5 separate regions of the Mus musculus genome follow, and regions 1, 3, 4 and 5 are each linked to region 2. A link is a loop called in an ENCODE intact Hi-C map of the cell type or tissue named here. Cell type or tissue: heart. All regions are shown on one strand. Each heading gives the region's core, and the rest is flanking DNA. Links, peaks and the distances in the headings are about the cores only. Region 1 overlaps Evl (Ena-vasodilator stimulated phosphoprotein). Region 2 holds the start of Gm33628 (a long non-coding RNA gene). Region 3 holds the start of Wars (tryptophanyl-tRNA synthetase). Region 4 overlaps Evl (Ena-vasodilator stimulated phosphoprotein). Region 5 holds the start of Degs2 (delta(4)-desaturase, sphingolipid 2).

The links. A loop is a pair of places that touch in the nucleus more often than their neighbours do. Peaks named below come from ENCODE experiments on the same cell type or tissue, not always from the same donor. Only the 100,000 strongest peaks of a DNase experiment are listed, where the experiment ranks them.
Region 1: a loop joins it to region 2, with 7 times the contacts of the local background. A loop is called at or near these places in 28 of 42 quality-filtered maps.
Region 3: a loop joins it to region 2, with 3 times the contacts of the local background. A loop is called at or near these places in 8 of 42 quality-filtered maps.
Region 4: a loop joins it to region 2, with 3 times the contacts of the local background. A loop is called at or near these places in 8 of 42 quality-filtered maps.
Region 5: it touches region 2 in a loop (7-fold over the local background); 10 of 42 quality-filtered maps call a loop at or near these places.

The regions. Positions count from the first base shown.
Region 1 is chr12:108,610,521-108,616,278 of GRCm38, forward strand. The region is part of intron 1 of Evl (Ena-vasodilator stimulated phosphoprotein); the gene reads left to right. Among named protein-coding and RNA genes, the nearest start is that of Mir342, 45 kb to the right of the region's middle. In heart, for the core only: a CTCF peak has its summit at 2,771 (motif pointing right); a DNase peak (open chromatin) is centred at 2,741.
Region 2 is chr12:108,754,708-108,760,465 of GRCm38, forward strand. It overlaps Gm33628 (a long non-coding RNA gene), which reads right to left and starts at 3,484. Exons shown (of 2, transcript XR_381913.2): 1 at 3,103-3,484; 2 at 1,808-2,264. In heart, for the core only: CTCF peaks have their summits at 945 (motif pointing left) and 3,379; a DNase peak (open chromatin) is centred at 3,404; H3K4me3 peaks cover 1,098 bases; H3K27ac peaks cover 1,155 bases.
Region 3 is chr12:108,890,773-108,896,530 of GRCm38, forward strand. Wars (tryptophanyl-tRNA synthetase) reads right to left here and starts at 3,402. Exons shown (of 10, transcript NM_001164314.1): 1 at 3,297-3,402. Wdr25 (WD repeat domain 25) reads left to right here and starts at 3,500. Exons shown (of 7, transcript NM_177602.3): 1 at 3,500-3,541. In heart, for the core only: a CTCF peak has its summit at 5,457 (motif pointing left); DNase peaks (open chromatin) are centred at 2,769 and 3,449; H3K4me3 peaks cover 2,300 bases; H3K27ac peaks cover 1,537 bases.
Region 4 is chr12:108,686,257-108,692,014 of GRCm38, forward strand. It overlaps Evl (Ena-vasodilator stimulated phosphoprotein), which reads left to right. Exons shown (of 13, transcript NM_007965.3): 12 at 152-209; 13 at 1,773-2,260. The coding sequence ends at 1,810. It overlaps Degs2 (delta(4)-desaturase, sphingolipid 2), which reads right to left. Exons shown (of 3, transcript NM_027299.5): 2 at 5,638-5,758; 3 at 3,966-4,354. The coding sequence ends at 4,208. Among named protein-coding and RNA genes, the nearest start is that of Gm33467, 3.5 kb to the right of the region's middle. In heart, for the core only: CTCF peaks have their summits at 839 and 3,021; a DNase peak (open chromatin) is centred at 815.
Region 5 is chr12:108,699,493-108,705,250 of GRCm38, forward strand. Degs2 (delta(4)-desaturase, sphingolipid 2) reads right to left here and starts at 2,814. Exons shown (of 3, transcript NM_027299.5): 1 at 2,669-2,814. The coding sequence starts at 2,750. It overlaps Gm40572 (a long non-coding RNA gene), which reads right to left. Exons shown (of 4, transcript XR_872978.2): 4 at 4,032-4,553. In heart, for the core only: a CTCF peak has its summit at 2,982 (motif pointing right); no DNase peak of the experiment used is centred there; H3K4me3 peaks cover 1,180 bases; H3K27me3 peaks cover 4,939 bases.

The DNA of each region.
Region 1 (5,758 bases), core at 461-5,460, 140 kb before region 2:
GGGGGAAATAGCTGGGCAGGAAAGAGAGAGAAAAGAAACTTAGCAGATGCTGCCAGTCACTTCTTGCATGGTAACTTCAATCCACGCAGGATCTTAGCATTGAATACAAGAGCGAGCCAGACCTTGTTTGCAGAGGCTGGATCCATCATTCTGGCTGTTTGCTTGACATCAGTACAGGAAGTCTGATAAGTACTTCCCATTTAGCACTGACTCTTTTTTTTTTAAGATTTATTTATTTATTTATTATATGTAAGTACACTGTAGCTGTCTTCAGATACTCCAGAAGAGGGCATCGGATTTCATTACGGATGGTTTGAATCACCATGTGGTTGCTGGGATTTGAACTCCAGACCTTCGGAAGAGCAGTCGGCGCTCTTAACCACTGAGCCATCTCGCCAGCCCCGATTCTTTCACTCTTCTCAAGCCTGTACTTTCTAGAGTCATCCCCAGTCCATCCAGTGCCTACTCCTTCCTCTTACTCCTGCATCTCATCTGTCTGCTCTCCCTCAAAGTGTACCCAGCCACTCCCATTGCTAGACTAGACTGCCCATGTCTTCCCTGACTCTCCATTGCAGTGTTTTCTTCCAGGCTTCTGTCTGTTCCTGTAGTCTCACCCAAACTCAGTCATGTCAATCTTGCGTTCTAACCTCGCTGAGGGGAGAGCCCCGACACGTATGATGCCTGGCACGTCTTGGCCTACTAAGCTTGGCAGTGCGCAGCACTCCTGGCCTTTGTCACTCCAGCCACACCAGCCGTGTGATGTTTAGCCCTCATCCCTGCATTCTGTCTTCTTTCTAGGCCTTCACTCAAGTGTTGTACGTATGTATGTATGTATGTGTGTGTGTATGTATGTGTGTAATAGGCTCTAGTGAATGTGTTAAATAAATAAAGGAAATGAGAGTAGAATTTGAGAAAGGTTAGGTAATTCACATAAAGTCAGCCCAGCAGCTAGAGTGAGGTCTGGTCAGTTTCCTATTTTGCATGTCTGCAGTAACATTTTGTTAATTGGCTTAGGTCTTAGCAGTCAGTACAACCTTTCAGAGACTGTTTTGGGATCCCAGGATCTATCATAGTGCCTGTCACACACACATAGTTGTAGGAAGACAGGACAGCGGAAGAACAGAGTATCCTCTTGGATAGTGACTGACTCTTCCTACTCCCCACATCTCTATGCCTCATCTCTGCACAGTGATTGGAGCAAATGATCATGCCCTACTTGGTGTTTGTAGACTCGGCCCTACAGAAACATGAGTGCTTCAAGTCAAGAGGTTATTTTTTTTAATTGATTGATTGTTTGATTGATTGATTGATTTTGGTTTTTTCGAGACAGGGTTTCTCTGTGTAGCCCTGGCTGTCCTGGAACTCACTTTGTAGACCAGGCTGGCCTCGAAATCAGAAATCTGCCTGCCTCTGCCTCCCAAGTGCTGGGATTAAAGGCGTGCGCCATCACTGCCCAGCCCAAGAGGTTATATTAACACCTATCACCACCATTCATCTAGGAGATGTTAGATACCTGCTGACAGAATTTGAACCAAGCCGGACTGTGAGGCCCACTCTTTGATTTCCTAGATCCTTTTCAGGTTTGCCACCATGTGGGTTTTTACAGGAAACAGTAGGAGCACCTGGTTGGAGGAAATCAGCACAGAGTAGGGAGTTAAGGTCAAATCCCAGCAACCACATGGTGGCTCACAACCACCCTAATCCCGCAATGAGATCTGATGCCCTCTTCTGGCACATCTGAAGACAGCTACAGTGTACTTAAGTATAATGATAAATAAATCTTTTTTAAAAAAAAGTAAGGACGGGGGCTGGGAACAGAGTAATACAGGTGATCTTCACTAATACCATGGTTTTGGTAGTAACTTAGAAGCCACAAGCAAAACAAACAAGTTAGTTGCCAAAATGGCAAGGCAGAATGCTCCAGTCTGCCTCAATTAATGGTGAGCTTACTCAACTAGAGGCAGGGCCGTGGGTCTGCAACCCAGAGACTGACGTCAGTGCTTACAGGAGAAACAGACACTGTGACTCCAAGAAGTCATCTCACCTGGCTACCTGTCTTATTAAAGCAGCCTGGGAGTCATGTGTAGAAGGACTCCTGTGGGTGATGAAGCATTGCTTTGCTTGTATTCTGTGTTTGGGAAGTAGTGAGGGCTGAATCTGTTAGCGCTTATCTGGCTCGGTGCTAACAACCCCAGTACTGGCCCATTCTAGTATTCTCTTACGTTAAAAACAAATAAATCTGAGGTGACAGAACAAAACTCATTACCTGAAGGAATGAAATGATGTGATATGAGTCCCAACATATTCTAGAATACCACCTCAGAGCCATGTAGCCTTTGGCAGTGACTTAGAGTTTAGAAGTTGCTCCCATTTTGTAAACTCTACCAACTCCAGGAGGAGCCTTTTTGGAGGTGGGAAGATGGGGCGGGGGTCCTTCTGCTCTTAGAGTGACCATTCACCTGACATTTCCTGAAAAGCTACTAAATAGACGCCATGGCTGAAAATAGCAAGTATGAACATGTCTTCCAGAGCTCACTATCCACAGGAGCTGCTGAAGACATCCAAAGCTTGGGATGAAGCAGCCAAGGATAAGAATCCTACCTTGGAACTCAGGGCTGGAGGAGAGTGGCAGCCCTCCAGGTTCCTGGAGTGAACCCTTGACCAGTGACTTGTGAGGTTGGTGGTAGAGTATAGGAGCTGACTGTGGGGAGCAGAGGATGAGCTGGCTTTATTGGATGCTCTCTCCCAGGCTGTGGTGGCTTCTCTGTGCCCTGCAGAGGGCGCCCTTTACCCCAAGGATGTAAGTTCATTGTGCTTTAATTCCCCTGACTTTAAGTGGGGCTGTTACTTACTGCTCCCTCAGAGGAAGCTCTCCCAAGGTGGCTGGAATTTAGAGGCTAGTCGGTGTATTGCTGAGTCATAAGTCTCTATTTACTGAAAGAAGCAGACCCTTGTCTCGGATCTGAAATTTACTAGAGAGAGGGAAAAGGCCAGCACGTTGTACAGACAACATTTCTAATGTCTTCCTACCCACTGAGAGTTGAGATTTAGAATGCTAAAAACTAGTCCCTGGAAGATGATCCTGTTTGCAGATGCAGTGTTTATGAGCAAGTGAAACAAACACAGTATGACCAGTCAGCGGAGAGCTGGGGTCTTTGCTTAGTCGGCATGTAGGCTCCCAGGTCTGAGGTTAAGTGATTCCATTACTGTTGACAAATGAGCTGTGGGGTTTTCTGGCTAAGGTAATGGGGCCAGAGACCAACTCCAAGCGTTAGCCTTCTCGGAACCTGTATCATCTCTCATTATCTCCAGAGCTCGATAATAAACAAGGTCTATTGACCTGCTATGGCTGCACCAGACAGGTGATATGGACAGCCTGTTCCTTTGAAAGGAGACTTAATGAAAGTGAGATTTCTCTGATGAGAGCTGTTCAAGCAAATTGTATTGTTACTGCTTTGATAGGATTGTGGGTCTTCTTTTAACACGAGCTAGAGAAGAGCTTTAAAGAGTGACTTTAACTTGAGAACCCTTGTACAGGTTCTCAATTGGGGTGGGGAAAGTGGGGGATATTGTAATCTAAACACAGGTCACTCCTAAACCCCTGAGAGACAGGAGGATTACTGCAGGTTTGAGGTCATCTTGGTCTACAGCAAGTTCTGGGCCAACAATAAATACTTAGTAAGACTCCATCTCAAAAACAGAGCAGCATTGTACATAGTAGAAAAGGATTTCCTGGAGAGAGGACACATTCACACACAAATACACCTCAGAGCAGACCCCAAGCCATGAAATAAGGACTTAGCACCTTTACATTTTATTCCCCGTTGTCTTCAACTGTAGACACATTTGGTAAGATTCCTGGTATGAACAGTGTGGGTCAGCTCATGTTTGCTCATGGCTGAAAAGTTAAAGGCAGCTTCCGTTAAAAACAGGCAAGAAGGAGCTAAACAGGTCCTGCTGCTCTGGGGACAATCCTTCCCAATTTAAAGTTCAGAACTTTGCTCATTTCTGGTCCAGCTTCTCCTCTGCTGCACATAAAGCCCTTGGTGGTCTTTCTGCCCTTCTTTGAAACGGAGCTAGCAGTTTAGCTTCTGTTCTCCAAAAGACAGCAGGCTTGATGGTGTATACTTGGAGTACTAGCACTGGGGAGGCTGAGGGAGGATAACCAGCTTGAGGCCAGCCTGGGCTGCTACTGGGCTACACAGGCAGGCCCATCTTAGAGACTGAAGAGTAGGAGACCTGCTTTAGGTGTGGGTCTGTGCATCTTCTTTGCTCTCTGTCTAAACCCATGGTTTTTGTTGGTGCTCTTTTCTCTCCTTAATGACATCATCTAAAGCCCGGGCCTGTGTCACACTCCTCCTCAGCTCCTTTTCCAACCTCAGTGGCCCTCTATGTTTCTCTTTTCTTCTGAATTCCCATACAACCCTTAAGGAATCTAACCTGTATCCTACTATTTAACTTTTCACTAGGCGGAAGGTGACAGGGACAACACTTAGGGTGCTTCCATCCCAGCTCCCTTGAGCAGAGCTGGGTAGGCTTGGCTTCCCAATACTGATGTTGTTCTAGTCTGTCTTTAACTTCCTGCCTCCTGCCAGTCATTGTTACACAGCAGAATGAAAAAAATGAAAGGGAAGGGAACTGTGCTGCCAATTGGAGGCCTCATTTTCAATCGTGAAAGTCTTTGAGGAGTTTGATAAAGCTGCTGAACTTACTAAGTTAGGCAGAATTAACTCAACTAATGAGAACAGGAAGTGTGTGGTAGTAGGTTTTCAAAGGTTCAGGAATCAACAAAATGATTGAGCGTAAAAATTCATGTGGCCTATAAACATCCTTATTTGTTTATTTTGGCTTTTTGAGACAGGGTCCTAAGTAGCCCAGACTAACCTTGCACTCACTATGTACCGAAGTCTAGCCTTGAAATCCTGATCCTCCTGCCTCCACACCTGAGTGCTGGCATTAGAAGTGTGTACACCACTTTCAGCTCAAAGGACATAGTTCCTCATCCTTCTGCATTGAGTCAGAAGAACACAGTATAGGTGTGCCTTCCATCTGAGTGGGATTCCAGTGTTGGCTCCAGTGTGACCATTATACCTCTCAGGTACCTAGAGTTCAGAGCTTAACCTACATCTCAGACTGCCACTGGGCCACTGCCCAGCAAGACGGTGAATTCTGCATCCGAGCTCTCTAGGTTCTCCAAGAGCTGGAAATTTAAATAAGGCTTTCTTGTTTGACTGGCTTTCTTTTCTTTTTTCTTCCTTTCTTCTTTCATTCCTCTCTCCTTCCTTGTTTGTTTGTTTGTTTGTTTGTTTGTTTGTTTGATTTTTAAGACAGAATCTCTCCAGTAGCTCTGGCTGTGGCTATCCTAAAACTGGCTGGGAATGTAGACCAGGCTGGGCTTGAACTCACAGAAACATACCTGCCTCTGTCTCCCAAGTGCTAGAAATAAAGGTGTGCACCACCACTCCCAGCTTGAATTTCATTCTAAATTTTGTTCTGCTTGGTTTTGTTTTGGGGGTGTATTTGATGACGTTCAGTCAGAGATCATGTTTCTCTGAGTCCCTTTATTACACACCTTGGATTTCTAAGTGAGTTAACTTTTTGGTTTTCTGACACATCTCTGGATTAAGTGTTTCTTTGCATAATTCCAAAATGTTAAATTTCATTCAGTAGTGTTTGGACTTTTCTTTCTTCCTTCCTTTTTTTCCCCATCTTCATTTTTTAAATTGTGCTCAGATGTGGCCATCTGTTTTTTGTTGTT
Region 2 (5,758 bases), core at 297-5,296:
GCCTGGGCAGGGAAAAAATGGTCCATCAGGAGGCAGGCCTAATGCCTTTGAACTCCAACTTAGTAGGGCCACTGTGTGGTCTTTGCAGGGGCTTTGGGACAAAACTGTGCCATTGTCATTCGAGACCCATCATATCATCAATTTGACCTTAAAATGGGACTTTTTTTTTCCTTCAATTTTTTTATTAGGTATTTACTTCATTTACATTTCAAATGCTATCCCGAAAGTCCCCTATACCCTCCCCCCTCCCGCCCACCACACCCCACCCCCGCTCCTTTACCCACCCACTCTCAAAAATGGGACTCTTAAATTATTTTACTGTGTGTTTTTTTTTGTTTTGTTTTGGTTTTGGTTTTTGGTTTTTTGGGGTTTTTTGGTTTTTTTTTTTTTTTTTTTTTTTGGGTTTTTTCGAGACAGGGTTTCTCTGTGTAGCCCTGGCTGTCCTGGCACTCACTTTGTCCACCAGGCTGGCCTCGAACTCAGACGGCCTGCCTCTGCCTCCCAAGTGCTGGGATTAAAGGCGTGTGCCACTGTGTGTGTTTTAATTTATTTACTTAGTAGTGTGTGTGTGTGTGTGTGTGTGTGTGTGCGCGCGCGCGCGCGCGCGCGCGCGCATGCGCGCATTTGTATGGAGTTCCAGGGGTCAAACTCTGGTGTTCAGACAAGCTCCACACAGCAAGTGCTTTGACCTGCTAAGCCATCCTATGGTCCCTCCAATGGGAATCTTAAACCCGGGCCCACTCAGAGGAGGGAATCTGCAGGGTGAGGACAGCGAGGCTATATAATGAGACCCTATTTCTAAATCACAAACGGGTCCAAAGAGCACTCGTGAGTGTCCTCAGTGGTCCTGAGTCTTTCTGCTCTCTCTGGGGACCAGAGCTCAGTTCCCAAGCCCTGCCAGGCAGCTCACAGTCACCTGTAACTCCAGCTCTAGGGGAATTAATGCCCTCTTCAGGCTTCTGAGGGCATGTGCACATAAATAAGTAAATAAAAATAAATATTTAAAAAAATATTCCAAGCAACAGTAACAACCAAAGCCAAACCAAACAAACAACCCAGCACTTGGATGTAAGGACACAAGATAGATAATTACAGGATGTACTGATAAGCACGCAGGCAAAACACTCACCCACATAAACAGACACCTGACCTCCTAGATATGAGTTAGCAATGTTACAATGAGCCAGTGAGCAATGGTTACAATAGTTAGCAATATGACAAATGCCACATTTGTAATACTGCTGTAGGATGTTACAGGAACAGAAACTGGACTAGAACAGAACCTGATCCCCAGTCACAGAGTTATCACAAGAGAAGGGACAGTTCCATAGTCATATCAACTAGTATCAATGGCTTGTTTCAAAACCAACTCATCAATGATGCCAAGTTAAAGAATCATGTATTCAGGCCAGGCGTGGTAGCACACGCCTTTAATCCCAGCACTCGAGAGGCAGAGGCAGGCATTTTTGGGAGATTGAGGCCAGCCTGGACTACAGAGTGAGTTTCAGGACAGCCAGGGCTACACAGAGAAACCCTGTCTCAAAAAAACAAAAAACAACAACAAAAAAATCATGTATTCATTAAAATATCGCAAGTTGGGGCTGGAGAGATGGCTCAGCAGTTAAGAGCACTGACTACTCTTCTGGAGGTCCTGAGTTCAAATCCCAGCAACCACATGGTGGCTCACAACCATCTGTAATGAAATCGGATGCCCTCTTCTGGTGTGTCTGAAAACAGCTAGAGTGTACTTACATATAATAAATAAATAAATCTTAAAAAAATATATATCGCAAGTTGGAAAAAAAACTACTTTAAAAATTAAAAAGAATTTTAATATAAATACAATTACCAAGGTATCAGAAGGAAATAGATGTATCCAGAGTAAACAAATATTTCTGCTAAATGATTCAACAAATAGTCAGGTGACTAAAATCAGCAGCCACGGATGCGAACAGGAAGACTGAGAAGGAGAGGACGTCAAATCGGCAGATGCAGACAAACAGAAGGTGCAAACCATGTCCAAGGCAAACATGAAATGCAGTCAGGATGAACACTTTGTGATCAAGATAACCGCAAATGGCCATGAAGATGTGACCTTGCCGCCGAGTGACACCAGGGGGAGAATAGAGCAAGGCCAGCAGCAAGAATTTGAATCAACCCCTAAAGATTAGGTGCGTAAAATTATGGTCAGGGACCAGGACGATGGCTCATTGAGTAGAGACAATTGCCAGGAAGCCTCACAAGCTAGACCCCATCCCTTGGACCTACAAGGAGAAAGGAGAGCAACCCTGTAAGTCGACTTCTGGCTTCCACACATGTTCTGTGGGATGAGCAGTCCCGCACATGTGCATACACATTTGTGCACGCACAAGCACAAATAAAGGGAAGAAAAGATAAGATTAGGGCTGGAGAAACGACTCAGCGGTTAAGAGCACTGACTGCTCTTCCGAAGGTCCTGAGTTCAAAACCTGGCAACCACATGGTCGCTCACAACCATCTGTAGTGGGATCGGATGCCCTCTTCTGGTGTGTCTGAAGACAGCTACAGTGTACTAACATAATAAATAAATAAGTAAATAAATAAATCTTTTTAAAAAAGAAATCCAATTTTTAAGAAATAAAAACTACAGAAAATAGGTAAGACTAAATTCTCTAACCACGAGGTAAATCAAACCAGAAATTAACAAAAGTAAAACCTGAAGGCCTTATACCTGCAACTTTGGGGGGGGGGGCGAGGTTGGGGTTTTTTGGGAGACATGGTTTCTCTGTGTAGCCCTGGCTGTCCTTGAAATCACTCTGTAAGACCAGAGTTGATCTAGTCTGAGCAGAAGGGTCTGAAATACAAATTATACTATAGCAAATGAAGTTAAGGTGACTTCTGTGACTCTCTAAGCTTCCTTCCTGTCAGCAGGATGGGAGCCATGACCCAGGTGCGTCCAGGTCAGTTCCCATTTGTGCTTAGCCAAGGGTTCCTGGGTGTGTGGCTTCCCTGGCCCACTCCCTTCCGAGCCTGTCCTCCAAATCCCTGCTCAGCACGGCTACCTTTATTAGACTGAGTCGCACTCATTTTCAGAGGTGAGGACTGGCGGTAAACGGTACGCACCCTAGGCAGGGACATCCTCAGCTGGGGACACACAGGGGCGCGGCCACTCCGCCATCGCGTCCCCAACTCAAGCGAACTCGCAACGGGGAAGCAATCCTCTCAGCGTCCACGCCCCGCGGAAACCCAAACCAGGCGGAGAGGCTGCGACCTCAGGAACCGTGGACCCGATGACTTGTTAGCGCACGCACGGTCGGGCCGTGGCCCCGTGGCGCCTCCTGCTGGCGTCTCTTTCCCGTTCGAGCACCCGGGAGGCGGTGCTTTGGGACCAGCAGACCCACCCCGCGCAGGCATTGGCTAGTCTGGTCACGTGCCGCGAGAGAGGCGGGGCCTGCACTGGCCTGCTGTTCTCCGTAGTCTGCTCTGTGGCTCCGCCTGGCTTCCTCCCTGCTAACTGCACTTCAGTAGCAGTGCATGCTGGGCTGTGTGTGTGTGTGTGTGTGTGTGTGCTGCGCTGTGCTCCCTCGGGATTTTTCTGGTACCATACAGAACTGCTTTTCAGGATTCTCTCCCCTTCAGATAGATAGAGGGTCTGGTATGCAGTAGGAACTCAACATTGTGTGGACACAAATATAGCTTAGGAACTACACCTTAGCTGATGCCTGCGCCTGCGTACTTTCCCTGGGGTCCCGGCTAGCTTTACTCTTGCCGTGAAAGAACACTTTAACCAAAAGCAACCTGGCGTGGGTGGTTGTGTTATGTCAACTATGGAGGGAAGCCCAGACAGGAACTGAAGCGGAGAGCATGGGGGAACGCTGCTTTCTAGCTTGTTCCCCAAGGCTTGCTAAGCTTGATTTCTGATACAACTCGGGCCTATCTGCCCAAAGATAGCATGTCATCCTACATCAATTAGCAATTAAGAAAATGCCCCCCCCCCGCCCGCCCGCCCCAGACCTGCCCACAGGCCATCCTGATTGAGGTAATGCGAGATTCTGTCTTCCCAGGTATGTCTAGGCTTGACAGAAACTGTATAGCACTTGGAGGTTCCCAAAGGCTGATGGCTGGCCTAGATCTTTAGGCTGGACTGCCTGGCAACAGAACTGGGAGGCTGAGGGGGCACCTGCGTGCTTGTCAGCTGAGAGCCTGGAGCTGAGCTGGAGGAAGAGTCGGGTCCCTGGGGTGGGTTGGAAGAGCGAATGGGAGTACAGGAGTGCCCCCGAAACAGCCACGGGTGCTTGCTGTCACTGACCAAGGCCGCGGGGATGAGACAGATGCCTCCTATCAGAACCCCGTTCTGCCCTTAGTCCCCTTCTCCAGACACACTACTCGATCTCAAGGGAATTCCTGGGTATACCCCACCTTACCCTACTTTCCACATAACTTGGCTGACTCAGCGCTGGCCCTGAAGCTCCTCAGAGGCTAGACCTGAAGTCAGTCTCAGTCCCAGGGCTGGCATCCTTTTTTTTTTTGTTTTTTCGAGACAGGGTTTCTCTGTATAGCCCTGGCTGTCCTGGAACTCACTTTGTAGACCAAGCTGGCCTCGAACTCAGAAATCCACCTGCCTCTGCCTCCCAAGTGCTGAGATTAAAGGCGTGCACCACTCTGCCCGGCAGAGTTGGCATCCCGAAGGCTGCCTGCAGGACGCCTCCTCCCTGGGCTCGCAGACAGTGTAGGCTGACTGACTTGCGACACTGAGCTGGAGGCTTCCATGGACCAGCTAGCAAGGTAGAGAGAGATCAGACGTGAAACAGGCCTGGAGGTTTCATGGGCTGTTAGAGTTGACGTCTTCATTAGGGACTGCCTTCAGTAACAGCTGAGAGTTAGCTGTGTTGGAGACCACCCACTGGAGGCTGAACTCTCTGCGTGTACAGGGCACCCCACTCCCAGCAGCAGAGCTGTTACGGTCTCAGAGAAATACAGGCAGATGAGTTTGTTTGGGGGCTTCCATTTTCTTTCTCTCCTTTTGTGCTTTCTTTCAATGACGTTAGTTGTAGGCACATACTTTGCTATTGTTTTTAGCCCCAGGGCCATAATTTGCAGTGTAGCATTCTACTCAATACCCCAGACCCACATTTTTCTGTTTTTGAGATAAGGCCTTGCTATGCAAACCAAACTGGCTTGCACTTGTGACCCTCCTTCCTTAGCCTCCAGGGCACCGGGGATTACAGGCTTGTGCCACAATGCTGGGCTCAGGTACACAATTTTATTTTTGTATGGACCTGCATGTATAGTTGCATACATGTTTACATGTGTGTACAGACGCACATGCTGCATATACACATGTGCGCGGGAGAAGAGCAGAGATCAGTGCTGAGTGTCTTTTTCCATCACTCTGCACCTTGTTTGTTTGCAGATGGGATCTCCTCCTGAACCTTCTCAGCTAGACCGGCAGGCGGGTCAGTAAGCCTCCTGGATCTGTCTGTCTGTCTGTCTCATCCCCTCCCCTCCCCTCCAGCAATGGAGCTACCCCACCTTGCCTGGTTTTGATGTGGATGCTAAGGGTCTGAAGTCAGCCCCCCTGCCTGGCCCTCTTTGCCTGCAAGCATCTTAAATCGCCCAGTCCTTTCTTGACTCCATGTTTGACATAAGGATAAGATAAGGGTTCGGCTGTTAAACCTCCATCCCAGCACACTTGACTCCCTGCCTGGTCCTCACAGGGGAATCCAAACGCTGGAACCTGTATTGTCCCTTCCTGTTCCTCCCGGCCTCTTGGAAGGAA
Region 3 (5,758 bases), core at 460-5,459, 140 kb after region 2:
CTGGGCTCTGCTATCTCTGAGAGTCAACCTCAGCTTTTCACAGCCATTACCAACCGCAGGCCTGGGACTCTGGAACATGTCGTACTTTGTTGTAGCACTTCCTCTGCTGTAGAGTTGATAGAATTGTAATTCGTGAAAACCAGCATATATTTCTGCTATTTACTATGAGTGACTCTCCTGAATCAGTAAGTGCCTCCTCCTCTAGGCTGTTCTCTTATCTTCTTTGTAAGTGCAGGTTTTAGCTGGACGTGGTGGTTGGTGCACGACTCCAAATCTGCTGAATAGGGGGACTGGTAAATTTTAGGCTAGCCTGGGCTACAGAAAGTAGCCCAGAATTATATAGTAAGAGCTTGTTGTGACATCCCCACCCTCTCAAAAAAGAAAAAAAAAAATAAAACAAACCTCCTCCAAACCCAGCAAATATAAAAAATACCAGTGTTTGTTCTAGTTGATAACTGAGTCAGTCGGATCTAAGGTTATCTCTGGTTTAATGCTCTGGCACTGAGTCATACCTTCTAAGATCTGGGGAGAGCCAGGAAGACTGCCTTGGGTCTCCTCTAGGTCTCAGACCTTTAGTTTCTTTGCCCACTGTAACATCTGCCCTGTTCTGGTTACCTCTGTACTTGCCTTTGTTTACCCCACTTCTCCACAAATGTGGGGCTCTGCAAAGACTGTAATCAGCTGTGGTCAGAATTGCACTCAACTCCTAGAAAAAGTGCCGGGGAGAATGAGTGAGTGAGCCTGGGACAGCTACTCTCTTTCTATTGCAACAGGGATGGCAGCTGCTGTAATCAGCTAGGGAACCGGATCTGCATTCAGGACCCACGTTGTAGGGGAGCACCTATCTCTTCAGTATTAGAACTCTGACTTGGAAGAGGCATATAAACTAATCAGACAGAGGAAACAACACTCGAAATCTGTTTTCCTGGTTGCTCATGCATGGTCACCATTTAAATCTCGTGTGTGTGTGTGTGTGTGTGTGTGTGTGTGTGTGTGTGTGTGTGTATGTGAGTGCATTAGGAAGAGAGTGAGGGAGACCAAGAGAATGAGAGGCAATTTCTTGAATGAATATTCTAGGAATGGTTGAGGCAAAGAAAACAGAGCTACCATCTTCCTGCCTTCACGCAGTTACACACTTACCTCTGGATTGTATGAAGAGCTCTCCCATCCTCTATTTTTGTTTGCTAACCTTTAGAATTCAGCTTAACTTCAGAGGTGCTTAGCTAGGAATTCTTGAACCTCTTAAAGTATATCAATATTTGCATATTCACTCGATGAATGGATATAAGAATCGCTCAGGTTTACCATCTTTATGAAGGAATCCAAGATGCCAAAAGGTTAAAGATCACTGTCTTGAGGACTTACCATATCAGCTCTAGATGGGAGGTTGTCTCTTTATTAAGGAAATGCTATCTAACCCACTACTAATACAATATGGAAGAAAGAAAGAGGTTATAACCAGGAAGTTATCTATTATCCCCTGTAACAAAAGCACTGGGATTGTAAGAAGTCAAACCGCCTATTCCAGAGCACTCACAGCAGGCCTCTGACGAGAAGCCTACAAAGGCTCCTCCACCCGTAACTCTCCTTTGCAGGCCTTTTAATCTATGGCTCATTTGGAAAAATAGCACTGTTCTAGATGACACAGTAGTCTTGTAAAGAAAGGGGGCCCATTATCTGTGAGCATATAGGAAAGAGAAGGATTTAGACCATAAGGAAACCATCACAGGGAAGACACACAGTCTCTGCAGCCTGAGGGAAGAAAGCAACACGATTTTAGGGGCAGCTTGGAAAGAAGGTGGCCTAGGAAACTTTCTAGATACCTTGGAACTGTAGTCTCAAAGAGTAGATAACAATAGTTGCAGATTGACATGATCGCAGAAGACAAAACTTGGGGATAGATGATGGTGGTCTAGTTAATGAAAGGTTATTTTCCCAACTAAAGGCATTGGAGATTGAACCCAGAGCCTGGAACATGCCAAGTTAGCCTTTTAACAGTTGAACTACAAGCCGAGCCCTATGAATACTACCTTAAAAGAGAAAGACACTAATTTACAAAGACAGACATTACAGACTCTGTTGTCACAATAAGAATGTCAACGTATTCAGACACTGACCACTTAAGGAGGCCAGATCAACCGGAGCTTTGAAGATGCTGAAGGGCAAGCTCTGAATGCAAACAGGTCACTGGGCACCCACCACATCTACTCAAAACCAGGGCATCACCTGAACCTGAGTCAACTAGATGAAATACATGCACAACATCCCAATCCAGACACACACCCTCCTCAAGTCTTCAATGCTCTCATATGAGGTAGGTGACCCAAACCAAACCACTGCAACAACAGAAAACACGCTGCTAGCCTAGCAGAGAAGGCAATACGTACCCTGGCTGTGTAGTCCAAGGGTGCTCAAGCTGGACAGCTGAACATATGAGACTGCCCAGCCAGGGTGGAGGTCTTTAATACTCTCCTCTTCCCCTTTCAGTTTCTTTGTTTGTTTCTTTTTTTTTTTCTTTTTTTTTTAGAAGAGACTATTGTTTTTCTTATCTGCTTTGCCACACCCTTTCAGTTTCACTTACTGAGGGGTTTCCTAGAAATCACTCAGGTTCCCAAAAGCATTTGAGCCATTTGCCCAGCTTTCTTCAAGAGCAAGTCCAGCCACTGGCTAGCTACTTGGGCCGTGGGAGGAGGCGGCTGAGGCCAACCAAACTCTCAAGAGCCCGGAGCTACTTGTCATTGCATTGCATCAGCTGTCCCTTTCTTCAGGTTGACCGCCATATGACCTCCCCACCCTCTTCCTTTCCCGCCCCCACAGCATCATTGCAATTGTGTGTAGTGTAGCGACAAATAGGACGGGCATATCGCTTTGTACATCACTGCCTTCCCGAAGCAGCCTTGCTCTGAAGTTGTGCACTGCAGCGGAAAGATAGGCTTTTAATGTTGGACATAGAGCTTGGTGTGCTATCATAAAACCGTGGGCAAGTAGCGTTCCTTCTCTGCTTCTCTTTAGGATTCCTCATCTGTGAAACGGGCACCAGGGGCTTTACAAACACTTCGTACAGGGCAAAGAGATCCTACAGGGCAAAGCCCAGGCGGTGGGAAACGATGACAGGCTGGGTGGGCGGCGCCGCCGCAGCCTCCCGGTCCCTCGTGGTACAGGTGCCCAGAGAACAGACAGCCCGGTTCCGAGCTGGATCCTCGGGGCGCGGCGCCGGGGCGTCAACCGAAGGCCCCGGCGCCACCTCGGCATCCCTCCCTCGCTCCCGGCGCAGTGACCACCCCCTCCTCACTTACCGGCGGCCCCCACTTCGGCCCCACCAGTCAGCACCCCCAAGTTCAGCCACCGGTACCTCTTGGGCGTCCGTGGAAACACCAGCCGGCTGGAATAACTTCCGGTCTCGGCATGCCGCTATTGGCTGTCCAGGCAGAGGAGGGCAGAGACCATCTCCGATTGGCTGAAATTGCTGGCGTCGTGGTGGAACGCGACTGGGCGGCCCGAGTGCTGGCCGGACCGTTGTAGGGGTGGACCAAGAGCTTCCGTGTGTGTGTGTGTGTGGTGAGCGGCGGGCCCGGGAGGGAGGGGGCCGGGATGTGGCGGCCGCATGCTTCTCGCTTCTTAGCGCCGGGCTCAGCTCGCCGCTTGCCTTCCTGTTCTTCCCGTTCATTCCTAGAGTGCTGTGCTCTGAACTCTTTACCCATTAGTGTTGACAGCTTGGCTAACTTACTCATCCTTCAAAACCCGTGTCTGTTTTTTGTTTCCCATCCTGTATCCATGGCCTCTGGGGCAAGATCCGTGTGAATTTCTACCCACATCAGATCTATCATAGTGCCTAACACAGAGTAGGAAACTAGGACCCGTGTGTTGAACGGGAAAATTCTGTCTTTAACTTTCCCAGTTCCCTGCCCCATCACCTTGCTGTCTGCAAATTCATCCAGATTGAGGCTTCTTGGACAGTGAGCTAAGCACACAGGACACCCTGCCCCATGTATCCGTGCTCCCTTTAGCTTTTCAGTATTCGACTTCAGTCCTCAGTCCTCTTTTTCCCCCATTTAGCCTCTTCCTCTTGGTTTCACCTCCCCCCCCCCCCCTTTCTCATGGCATTTTTTGGACTTGGGTACAAGATGGCTACCATCATCTCCTAAACGGTGTGCATCTCTCTCAGCCGTCTCCCTTCATATATGTTTTCTTGACTCACCCTTGACTCCTCTTCATTGGTATTGGTTCTGTTTTAGTCACAGTATTGTGAACACCTTAGTTCCCTCAACCTCTTCAGAGCGTCACACTGGTGTAGTCTCTCTGAGACCTGTCTCAGCTCCAGAAAAAGATGCAGTCTTGGGCCCAGCTACCCTGTATCCTTTTCCTTTTGAGTTCACAAGTCCACGACATCGTCTGGCTCACGAGTCAGGGATGTTTTTGTCTTTCTATGGCTTGGGAGTGTGATGAATGAAGGACATCATTTACTGTTTTGCCTACTGTGGCAGATGTTGAGTGAGAGAATGAAATCTATGTGTGGTGCATCTGGTGTCCAGTCCCTTGCTGTCGTTCATTTTCTATCCCCTGTGGAGCTGATGAGCCACACTGTCCTCAGATCTGCTATAGGCCTCTTTTGTGAGTCTACCCTGCAGATAACCGTGTAGCTTAAAACCCAGGCTGTGACCGAGCTCTATATAGTATGGTGGTGGGAATCAGATGGGTTTCATTTGAGGAACCAGGAGATTGGCCTCAACTCCCTGCTGAATATGTAGAGATCAAATTATTTGCAGAGCATGGGTCTATCTCTGTGTGGTTAGTCTCTAGTGGGATCTTAGTTTGGTTGGAGAGTGGAAAGCTGGTTTTAGAAGTCCTTTTTCGAAGATGTTTCTAAATGTGGACATTGTTACCTGCCTGGATTCAGCTGCTGGTAGGAATGATAGCTACAGGCATTGGATGATGAGCAGACTTGTATGGCAGTGGGATTCTTAGGGCAAATAATGCCATTAGGGGACAGATGTGGAAGGCTTTGAGTGGAATTTTGGAGCCCAGTGTGTGATCTGACATGGTGATATATACTTGTAATGCCAGCACTCTGAAGGCTGAGGCAGGAAGACTGGACTAAGACCAGCCTGGCTTACATAGTGAGTACTTGTAATGGGCTAGGGAGGTTCATCTGTTAAAGACACTTGTTTTGAAATCATGAAGACCAAAGTTTGGATCCCAGCACCCATGTAACAAGCCATTTCACACTTGCTTGTAACTCAACCTGTAAGAGGTCACAGACAGACTATGTCTCGAATAGATAGAAAGTGAAACAGCACAGGACTCCATCTTCTGGCCTCCTTGTATTTAGGAGAACAGGTTTGCACATTCGCATAGGCATGCATACACTTACACAGCAAACACACAAGCATAAAAAAAGAAGCGGGCTAGCTGGTCCATGGCCCAGGCTTGCACTTTGTCCCACTCCACCCTCTGCTGGCTGAGATATGCTCAGCATCCTTATTTTCTTTCTGTCTGTACTCACAGAATTAATACTGAGTTTTAGACCAAAGCAATTCTTACTGAGAACTAGCTGATAGAAATTTGTGAATGCTCAGAATTCCAGGAAAAACTTTTGAATGGAAATTTAGTACCCTGTGAACCTATGCATTTGGGGTGAAACAAACAGATTTGGATGCCATGTTTAGAATTGCTCTTGCCACAGTTGGGTTGACTGGTGACTTAGGACCCAACCTGGGCTTTGTACGTGCCCGGGCAGTACTCTGCAGTTGCTCTGTTT
Region 4 (5,758 bases), core at 430-5,429, 68 kb before region 2:
CCTGCTTCTGGAACCCCTCCCTGTGGGCAGCCATCATAAACTGAGGGGTGGTGAGGGCAGGGTTTGCCCAGGGCCAGGCTGAGGGAAAGAGCCCTGCAGCATACCCCTGGAGCCAGCGTCTGTCCCTTCACTGTGAGGCTCTGCCCAGCAGGAGATCCTGGAGGAGGTGGTTCGGGAGCTGCACAAGGTGAAGGAGGAGATCATTGATGGTGAGTGGACCTCAGCCAGGGTGCGCTCACTGCCCTCCCAGCACCCCACTCGCCCCAGTGAGCAGCCCTGGAAACAGGTGCAGAAAAACAAAGTGCTTTACCAAGACTGCATTTCTCGCTGGGTGTGGCTTCTGTGTCTGAGACCTCCCTCTCCTCAGCATCCTCTCAGATCACGTGTGCAGGAGAGGGTGGGTGTGGAAACACCCCCTAGTTTCTGTCCTTTCCTGTTCACATCTGTTGCCTGCCCAGCCCTGCCAATGCTGCCTCAGGAGGGCGATGAGCTTCCTTACAGCCTGCATGATCCTGTGTATGAGCAGACATGGTGTTCTCTCCTTCCCAGAAGAGCTCTGGGAAACTAAAAACTGAGACTGTGACCCTTGTGTCGCACCTGACCCCACCAGGGCCTTTGAGGGATGACTTGGGCTGGAACAGAGCAGCAAATCATAGCCTGCGTCTGCACCTATGCCTGCTGCCCACGTGCTGCCTCGCTTCTCACTGGTTCCCAGGCCAGCAGCAGTGATTGTCCTAGAAAGGCCTATGAAGCCAGAGGGGCAGCTAATGACAGACTCCCATGGGGAAGATGTACTGTGAGGACCTGGTGGCCAGTCTCTATAGCAGCTACAACCCTTGGCCACAGAGGGCGCAAGTCCTGTCTGTCCAGTCCTACTGGAATACAGGTCTGAGCGTTCATGAATGCAGGGAAGGAAGCAGCACAGCTAAAGAATAGTTGGCTGCCAGGCACTTCCAGCTTCCGGGTGGGGCAGGGCAGGGCGGGTTTGGGAGGGGCTCCCTTTCTGGCACTTGGGAAAATAGCTGAGTAGGAAACACTGAGTGCAACAGGCCATCTTCAAGACAGCTAGCTACCTGGGAAGAGACAGGGAGTGGTAAGACATGATGAGTACTGTCCCTCTGCAGGGAGGCAGGGGCACAGAAGTCACTGCTCTCCTGTCACTGCTTCAGTCACTGCCTGCCATCACCGTGTAGGTCCATGCTCTGAGCCCCTGGAAAGTATGTGAGGGTCCTGAACCTGCAGAGATCCCATTACTTAACGGTGACCCTGCTCCAGCCATGTCTGTCCACTGGGAGGATACCAGAGGCCTGTGAAAGAGGGAGGGAGAGTGTGGGGAGCTAAGCAATGGGGTGCAGAATGAGGGGGCCGGAAGAAGAAAGGAGGCATTTGGGAGGACTTAACAGATGTTCAGGTGTCCAGAACAGAACCTGTCCTAGAGGAGAAAGGCCAGGCCATGGTACTAGCATAGTCCATAACAGCTCTGCAGCCAGAGACTCCCGCTCTATCACATACACCTCTGAGTGGATGTCAGAATCAGGGAAACTCTGGGTCCCTCCTACAAGCAGCCCAACCCAGCTCTGGGGTGAGGCATAGTTTTTGGCTTTTTCACGTTCCTGTCTTTAGTGGGTAGAAGCCCATGAGGGCTAGGTTTCCTCCCCAAAGGTCTGTATCAGAGCTGCCATGCTGCTGGGCCTCTAGCCCATGTGTGCCCATGGCAGCCTGAGCAGGGTCCTTCCTTCTACACTGAGCCCGCTCTCCTGTCCTGCCCTTAGCCATCAGGCAGGAGCTAAGTGGGATCAGCACCACGTAAGATGGCACCAGTCCTGGAGGATTGCGAGGAGCCGTGCTGGCCCCAGCGAGCATCGAGCCTGCAGAAGCTGGGATGTACTTAAGTCTCAACCTGTGATACAATCTTAAAATGAGGAAACAAACTTCAACTCCTGGATTTTTTAGTGTATCTGACACAGAACACCGGGTCTATTCTTTTTTTTGTATTTTATATTTGCTTATTTAAGTGTACGTTCCTTTGGTTTATAGAGAACACCCCCAAATCACCTGCTTTATTAGATGGCTTCCAAGTTTTCTCCTAGGTGACACTGTTGGTGCCTCAGCTGACAGGGAGCAGCTGGGTGCAGTGTGGCCTTTCCATGCCACAGAGCTGTCAGAATGCAGCACAGCTCCAGCAGCCACGGTGTTGCAGTCTGTCTGTCCACGCAGTGCGCGTTGTGTCCACACAATAATAAACTGTTCACTGTCCAAACTCAGGCTCTGGCTCACTCTCACGCGCCGGCTCTTGGCTGCCCTGGTGGAAATGTGCAGGCCAGAGCATGCGAGGATAACAGGAGAAAGAGGGGGCCTCAGAAAGCAGCTGGGCTCCATCAAAACAGCCCCAGGAGGGTAGACAGGTTACCAGGCACCTCCTACTGGTAGAGCTGAGCCCCAGGTCCTGCACACAGCCCCAGTGTTTCAGGTGGGTGGGCTGTGAGGACTCCATGTTCATTGTGTCAGGTGTCAGAAGTGGTCCTGAGGCTCAGTGAGGCCACAGGAGGCTTCCACCACCCAGACTCCCTGATTCCTGTGACACTGCCAGAAACAATCCATGGCCACCCAGGGAGGGTCCCAGCACTTAATCTCCATTGTGGCTACAGGGAGCCTCTGGCTCTTGATGTCAAGGGTCATGTCAATATGGCCAGGAGAGTAGCCATGGGGACCTTGTGAACTCCAATGGCCACCAGGACCTTAGAACAGGGTGCCTGCTCAGTGCTGGGGCTGGGTAGGAGAGGCTGGGGTGAGGTCTACAGCACATCTCTTCTCACTGGGTTCCAGTCATCCTAAAGGCCAGGAATGTGAGAGAAAAAAAACGGAGCAGCTTTAGGAGGCCTGGCCAAGGCAGCACACCCCACATTCCTGAGAGGAACATTGCTATAGCCCTCACAGCATCTGTCAAAATGCCCTCAGCACAGCTCGTTCACGGCACCTTCGGAAGTACAGTTAAGCCCCATACCAGCCTCCGACGTGAGAGGGCGTCTCAACACAGCCTATGACACTATCTACAGAAGAGGGCTGGCTGGCCTGGCTGAAGTGACGCACATCCAGGAGATTAGGGTGGCAGCTGGCCTCACTGGCATTCCCCTCCGTCCCTGGATTAGCCTGTGTGCACAGGGCGGGGCTACCTGCCCTGGCTCAAAGTCCTATCTCAGGAGTCCTTAGACCAGGTCTTCTAAGTCATCTCAGTCACTATTCAGGGCCACCTGTTCCTAGAACCACAGAGGCCACTCCTAAGCATGAGGCAATGGCTGTGGCACACCCTCCCTCCCTGGCCTCCTTTGTGGTGGTGTCCTTGGTCAAGCCTGCCACCTCAAGCTTAGGCTATAGTGGGAGCGGTAAGGCTGGACCCACTCTTGTGTCTCTCTACCAAGGCATCCTCTTCCAGCACGCTGCTGCTACCTGTTTTGGACATCAGGACCAACCATGGTCCAGCCTAAGGCTGGTCTAGTCACTAAGGCTGCCTCTTTAACCACAGATAAGCCATCACATCAGTATTTGTGCCCCATCCCTGACTCACACACAAGCCCAGCCAGCCATCTGACTTGGGAGCCAGTTCCATGTAGGATGGGGTGAGATGAACCCCATGCCGTCAACGTGACCTGGCCCTGTTCAGATATATGGACTCAATGCTGCCAGCCTGACCCTAGCCGAGCCTAGGGTTCCACAAGTCAGAGGGCCTAAAGTGGAACTGTTTCGTGGCATGGAGGGAGGGCCCTTCAGCAGCCCATACATAGATGTTCCTCCACATTGGTGGATGCCTCGGGCCTTCTAGAGCCTAAGGGAGTGACTTGGGCATGGGGCTTGCTAAAAGGAGCTACACAGGTGCTGGACTCAACCTATTTGGATTCAGGCTTCATTCTCTGGGAGCCCAGGTTCAGGCCAAGACTCCATCCTGCCCAAAAGAAGGAAAACACATAGACTATAAAGGCATATTAGATTTAATTTCGGGCATAGAGGAAGGCAGCTCCGTGGGACTGCCTGCTCCGTAACCTGGTCAGTCATAGCTAAGACCCAGAAAGTTCAGGTAAGCCTGGTTACTCTGTATCTATCTACTTGCTGGGCACAACAGACCCAGAAGCAGCTTAGACTGCAGAAGCTGATGCAGGCACACGGGCAGGAGGCGTATGGCTGCTCGATCTGGACTACTGGTCGGCAGGGCTCACAGGTGGTCCTTCGCCAGCTTACACTTGCGCTTAACCCTGGAGTAGGGTCCCATAGAGTCCTCAAATACGAAGTCCCAGAGCACTTTCACCCAGGAGTGGTGCTGCGGCAGGTGGTCATAATATTCAGGTGCAATCTTCCGCACCTGTGGAAAGGGGTTGGGGTCAAGACTGCACCTTGACTGGTTAGTGAGTAAACACACACACTCATACACGTAATCAGGGTGTGTCTTCTATGAGCCTGCAGAGTTCTGAGACCAACGCCCTGCCGGCCTTGGGTCCTACCCTCATCCCTCACTCCAACATCCTGTGCTCTGCCAGCCTCCGAGCCTCACCACCGTTCACTGTTTCCTGAGCAATCACACTTCCCCCAGGGAGTGCTGCAGCCACAGCACCTATATAACCAAACTCCCGCAGTGCTGGAGAGATTGTCTTCCTGCCTTCCTAGGGAAGCCATCACTGTGTCTAGTGGGCCCAGCAGACAGCCTTCTCTCCTGTGGAGAGCAAGTGCTCTGTGAAAGGCTCCTGTCAGAGGCGGCCTCAGTCGAGACTCAGGCTTGGCTCCTGAGATGTACTGTCCCCTCCTCTTAACCTCTGCCCTCATTTCAAATGTATATTTGAGTGTGACTGTTGTGGAGGGGTCAGACAGCTTCGTAGTTGCATGAACACATCACCGGGACAACCAAAGGCATCCAGCCCATCAATGTACACATACTAGACACATTCACACACACACATGCACACACGCACATGCACACACACACACATACACACACACACACACACACACACACGGCACCCAAGGAGGGCATACACAAACATACTCAGAACAGGAGCCCCCTCCCCCACTGCTGCCCCTTGCACACCTACCTAACATTCAAAACCTCCAGTCCCTCTATTTCAGCCTCAACACCCCTCCTCCACCTCAGTCTCCCTTCCCTTCTTATTAGCTTCCCCTCCCTGTCACTACAGCCAGAACCCATAGGATGCAAGGACAAGATCCACACCTGTGCTGCCTGGCCAGCTCCAAGCGGGGCACAGTATGCCTCTACTGTCCCAAGGCTGTGATAAGAAATTAGCACCCACAGGCAGGAGGTAAGAAGCAGGGTACTTCTCACAGTGTCCACTGATACAGAAAAGGAAGCTGAAAATGGGGCAAGCACTTGACCAGGAACACACCAGAGCCCATCAGCCAGGTTCCAGCAGTATACTAACCTAAGCTGCTAACCTGCACTCGCTTAGGAAACTCTGCCCTCTATGGATCTGCCTCCTCCATCTCCAGTCACTGGCTTACGTGGTATAGCTTTTCCAAAAGTGTATAACCATCCCCTTACAAGCACACAAAAGAAAGGCAGCCAGGGAATAGCCAGAGCCCTTCCCATCACTCCCCACTCCTCCCATGCCAGCTCAGCCTGGGTTGAGCACTTACCAGTGGCAGGTAGTAACCGGGGATACTGGGGAAGTCGTGGTGTTCCATGTGGTAACCCACATTGAAGGTGATCCAATTGAGGGGTCCATAGTAGGAGTAAGTCTCGTGGCCCTTCAGGAAC
Region 5 (5,758 bases), core at 396-5,395, 55 kb before region 2:
GTGTGTGTGTGTGTGTGTGTGTGTGTGTGTGTGTATGTGTGTGTGTGTGTGTTTGTACCTTGCTTTTATGGTTTTTTTTTTTTAAGCAAACAAAATTACAAAGCTATTTATCTTCAAAGAAACAAACCCGAGTTTGTGTTCCTGGGCCTGGCCTGGTGTGTAATGGCTCAACTTCCTGGCCGCCCTGGCTCAGAAGGCATGTTCTTAGATGCCGCCATGGGATCGTATTTTCTTAGGACACTGTGCCAGGAGAGCATGTCCTCGCCCTTGGAGACAACAGGAGGTGGACTTCGGTCTTATCACAGAACACCGGGGCCAACTCTTAGCCTTGACTTCCTGGGAGATTCTGTAACTGGCCCCTGTCAGGTTGCAGCAGAGTTGGATGTAGCCATCAGTGGGCCGTCACCCATCCAGACCTGCGCAAGCCAGGCCTCAGAGACCTCTGGGCTGTACAACACAGGGCAAATGGCGTCTCCTCAGCAAAGGGAAAGAACAGTTCCCTGGGGCTAGATTTCGCTCGGGCTGGGGAAATAAGGGGCCGTATGACATCTGTCCCCATCCTCTGTGAGTCTACCCCTGTGGAGGAGGCTACAGTAACAGGTACAGGAGGCTAAAAGTAACAGTTCCTGTGAACGTTTGTGGCGATCCTGGCCAGAGTGTTTCACACATCACCTCCCAAGTCTGAACAGCAACTTTGTAAGGAAGTTTCTCTGATGGCCTATGGCCTTTCCCAACTTCCTCTTGTCGGCATGATTCATCCCTGGCTATAGGAACAGCCTTTCTGCCAGCCACAGAATTTCTGCTGCAGAGACCAGAGCTTGGGCGGTGGAGTTAGGGAGGCAGAATCCAGGGTGACCAACCACCCGTTTGGCTATGACCATCAGAGCAGCCAGTGGGGTGGGGTGGGGGCTTCCTGGAGGAGGAGGCAATGAGCCATGCCTGGCGAAGCAGGAAAGACCAGAGCTCAAGCAGGTGAAAGAACACACATCCAGAGTCATCAGTACTAACCAGACAGGTTATCAGGAAGCCAGAGAGAGGCCCTATAGCAGGGGCATGAACGGAGCTCCCTAGAGATGATAGCCCTCTTACTGTGCCTGGACCAGAGCGTCCCCCTCACTTCCCTACAGCTCCAGCCCTGCCACTGTTCCCCCATCAATCTTCTAGGAAGGCTGGATGTGTTCTAAGGCTCATGGTTTTGTGGTTAGAAAGAGAGATTTGGGGCTGGGGTGTGGTCCCCTGGCAGAATGCTGCTTAGCGCATGCGAAGCCCCGGGTTGATTCTTCATAGATGCTGGGGGTGGGGGTGGGCGCCTTTAATACCCCAAGTGGGAAGGCAGAGGCAGAAGGATCCAGATATCAAGGTCATCTATAGGAAGTCTGAAGCCAAACGGAACTAGAGAGTTTTGGCTCTGCGGTGCACATCTTTAGGAGGCAGAGAACAACAGAGGACCACAAATTTGAAGTCCACTTGTGCAGCTAGGAGTCAGGAACCTTTCATGTATCCTAGAGTCCCAGATACCTTACCCGCTCCCATCCCTCAGGAAGCCTACCTCATCCTCTTAGCAATGTACCAGGCAATGTAGAATGTGACCACATTTGGCAGGTCCCTCCCTCCCCCCCCCCACCTCTGTGTGTGTGTGTGTGTGTGTGTGTGTGTGTGTGTGTGTGTGTGTGTGTGTGCGCGCGCACCCGCACATGCAGACACACACAGGTGTGGTCTTTCTGGATCCCATGAGCACGTGTCCCTGTCCCTGTCCACAGGTCTTCCCTACCTAATGCCAGGTGCCCAGAGAATTCAGAAAGGGAAACTGGAGAGACAGGGGAGAAGCTGAGGAGGCCCCTGCTCCAGCCTCAGCACCCTCAGGCACCTGCTCTCCTCCTGTGGCACAGGAAGGGGAACCAAGGTCCCTTCTGCTGTGCCTGGTAAGTTCACAAGAGTAGGGAGGATGCCTAACCCAGACATGTGGGAGACAACCACAAGAACAAACCCACAGAACAGTTTCTAGGTCCTGAGCCCTCAATTGCAGCTGCAGCAGCAGCTCAGGCACAAACTGAATTTGAAAGATGTAAAAGTCACAGGGAAGCTTGCACAGTTTAGGGGCCGGTCAGGAAGATGTCAAAAAAGTGAAAGCTCCAAGAACAGACCTATCAGTTCAAGACCTGGCCAACGACAACCTGGAGACCAGGAGACCAGCCCGGATGCCGCTGGCAACTAAAACTGAAGGTGGCCGTTGAATAAATGCGAGTTAAACTTACTCGAATTAAACCCACAGGAAACAGCATTGCTGATCTGATGAAATACAAGCGTTTACAGATGCTCCAGCGCCAAAGGGATGGCTGGAGAGAAGGGAGTGTAGCGTCCTCCAGCGCGCAGCGGGGTATCCGCATGACAGTGCCCACCCTGGGACCTCGGAGAGATCCACCGCAGGAAAGCTACTATCCTCCGGTGGGATCTTCGGGGTCTCCCGCGTCCCCAAGGAAAAAGGCATATCCTGCTTCCTGAGCAGGGTCTGCACACAGCAGGCGCATACTAGCTGCAGGCGAAGAACCCGCGGGGCGCGCTGGCCCACCACCACACCACCCCTGACCCCCGTGCGCACTGTCCCCCGCCCATATCCTATTCACCCCATTGTGGCTACTGTGTCCCAGCTAGATTCGCGCGCGCTCACCGAGCATCTCCTTGCGCCTCTGGGTGTGCGGCTGGTCGCTGTAGACCCACTCGAAGTCGCTGCGGGCCGCGCTATTACCCATGGTGGGGACGTTGGAGCCCTAGCGAGCTCTCCGCTGCGCAGTGTTCACCTGTCACAGCATACCTAGGTGTCGCGGGCGGGGACCTAGGGACCCGGGCGGGGCCGGGGGCAAGGGGCGGAGTTGAGGCTAAGTCTCCTCGTGGGCGGACCTAGGGGCGGGTCGCGGTGGTCCCCTGGAACCCAAGTGGCCTGGGTTGGGAGATGCGGTCACTCCTGCACCCTGGCAGTCCTGCAGGGGCCGCCAGTAATCTTGGATTCCTGGCGGTGTGGCAAAGCCCCAGGCAACTTGTAGGCGGTGCGCTCCGGTGCACACCTGTCTCCGCGCCAGGGTTGCCTTATCGTGGAGCGCAGTTCACGCTGGGACTCATGGGTGTCTGGGTCTTCTGATTTGGGCGTTCGGGTCCCCACAGGGGAGTAAGTGGGAATGTTGGGGGAGAAGAAGCTGGGAAGAGGGCTATCTGGAGCTTGGGACAGGCAGGCCCCAGCAACGTCTTCCCAGCGTGTCCAGGCAGAGTGACATAAAGACACAACAAAAATGCAGAAGAGTCAAACACGAGGGCTGGAGGTATAGACATGATTCAGGGTGATCTGTGCCATGGCGCAGATTGGTCTTGGAGCAGCTTCTGCACTGGATCTTGTAGGACAAGTAGCTCAATAGCCAGAGAAAGGGGAGGAGATTGATGGTTAGGGGATCCGCAGGTGCAAGGCTTAAGAAGTAAGGCGCCTCGGGCATCCTTTTTTTTTTTTTCTTAATTGGATATTTTATTTATTATTTATTTACATTTCAAATGCTATCCCCTTTCCCCATCCCCCCCAGAAACCCCCTATTCCATGCCCCCTCCTCCTGCTTTTATGAGGGTGTGCCCCCACCTACCCACCCACTTCTGTCTCCCTGCCCTCTCATTCCCCTACACTGGGGCATCGAGCTTCTTAGGGCCAAGGGCCTCTTCTCCCACTGATGCCTGACAAGTCCATCCTCTGCTACATATACAGAGCCCTCCATGTATACTCCTTGGTTGGTGGTTTAGACCCTGGGAGCTCTGGTTGGTTGATATTGTTGTTCTTCCTATGGGATTGCAAACCCCTTCAGCTCCTTCAGTCCTTTCTCTAACTCCCCCATTGGGGACCCCGTGATTAGTCCAATGGTTGGCTTCGAGCAACTGCCTCTGTATATGGCAGGCTCTGGCAGAGCCTCTCAGGAAACAGCTCTATCAGGCTCCTGTCAGCAAGCTCTTGTTGGCATCCACAGTAGTGTCTGGGTTTAGTGACTGTATATGGGATGGATCCTCGGGTGGGGCAGTCTCTGGATGGCCTTTCCTTCAGTCTCTGCTCCACACTTTGTCTCTGTATTTGCTCCAGTGTGTATTTTGTTACCTTCTAAGACATACCGAAGCACCCACACTTTGGTCTCCCTTTGTCTTGAGCTTCATGTGGTCTGTGAATTGTATCTTGGGTATTCTGAGCTTTCAGCAGGAGAGGGCTTGGTCTGTGACAGCAGAGCTCTTACCTGCTCTCCCCCTGCTTCTGCTCTTCCAGAGCCTTAGAGCCTGGCCTCTCTATGACCCTGCCTAGCACAGGGGACAAGACCAAGGGCAGACATGGGACAGACAGAGTCTTCATCTTCCGGAAGTCTAGAAGCATGGGTCACTCTCAACCCCAGGTAGAGCTGGGGGAGAGGACTTAGACAGCCAGCGGTGTCTGGAGCACGGCGGGCACTTCGGATGACTCCACAGTTCAACAGGGCAGACACTCAGTCACACTGTCCTCACTGCAGCATATGGGAGCCAGGGCCAGAGGCCCATTACTGCCACATCAAAAACAAACAAACAAACAAACAAACAAAAAACAAAACAAAACCAAGCAAATGAACAAACAAACTCTCAGCCGCCATCCCACCAGTTGCCAAATGAGAGATCTGAGGCCAGATGAGAAAGCCACATCTCAGGCAGGCAGGAATGGAGACAAGCAGACCTGTAACTGGACCGAGCCCCTAACCTCTGTTCTGGAGAGCTGCCAGGGTCAACGTACTGCCTTACATTGATCACCCATCTTGATGCCTCTATCTAGGTTCCTGTTCTGCCCTCCAGGCACCACCTGCCTCCTGGTCGGGCCCAGGTCAGGGGTTAGAAAACATAAGCTTTGCATGAGACACCTCCTGCCCAGAGAAAAGCAACCAGGTGGTGTCCTCAATTCATAGAGGAGAAAACTTTTGAGGCCAAAGATGACTGAGGTATCCAGACATGGTGCAACATTCCTGTAACCCCTGGGCTCAGGAGGCTGAGTCAGAATTGCAAGGGTGAGGCCAGCATGGGCTCCAGGGTGAGACTCTGTCAAAGGAGAAAGAGAGTTTGGGGTGTTTTGCAGATATACGTGTGTATCTCTGGTGTCTCCAAGAGGCACGTCTTAGCACACATGGAGCAATGATCCTGTGAGATTTTAAAGGAGCTAAAGCATTGTGTGGCCAAGCACCATGGTAACACATGCATCTCACAGTCTGAAGTGATGCTGGTATGAGCTGATAGGTAAATGCACGCTATATAATCATGTGCCGTGAGTCACAGTGGCTGACGGGAATGCCAAGCTGAGCGGTTCTGTGATATGTGTGGTTCACATTGTCATTTTCCAGGGTGTTCCTTGTGTTACTAGCAATAAATCACTGAGGCTGTCATCAGTGCACCCCAGGGGTAGACACCTTGCCAAACATCACTAGTGATGTTTTAAACAAAATCTCAATCGTTTGATTTTACCAATAAAGACTCAGGAGCCAGATGCTGGGGTGAAAGATTGGTAGCTCAGAGGGGCAGAGAAAGCGCCCAGCTGACCCTCCTCCTCAGCTAACATCCTGTTCTCCTTCTCCACACATCTCCAAAACCCCTCAGACTCAATATCCCGCCTTTCTACTTCCTGTGCATCTCTCTATCTGTCCTCCCGACTTCCTCTAACTCTGTGGATTTTCCTCTCTGTTCACACTCTGCCAACTGGTTGCTTGCCCTACCTCTTGATCTATGG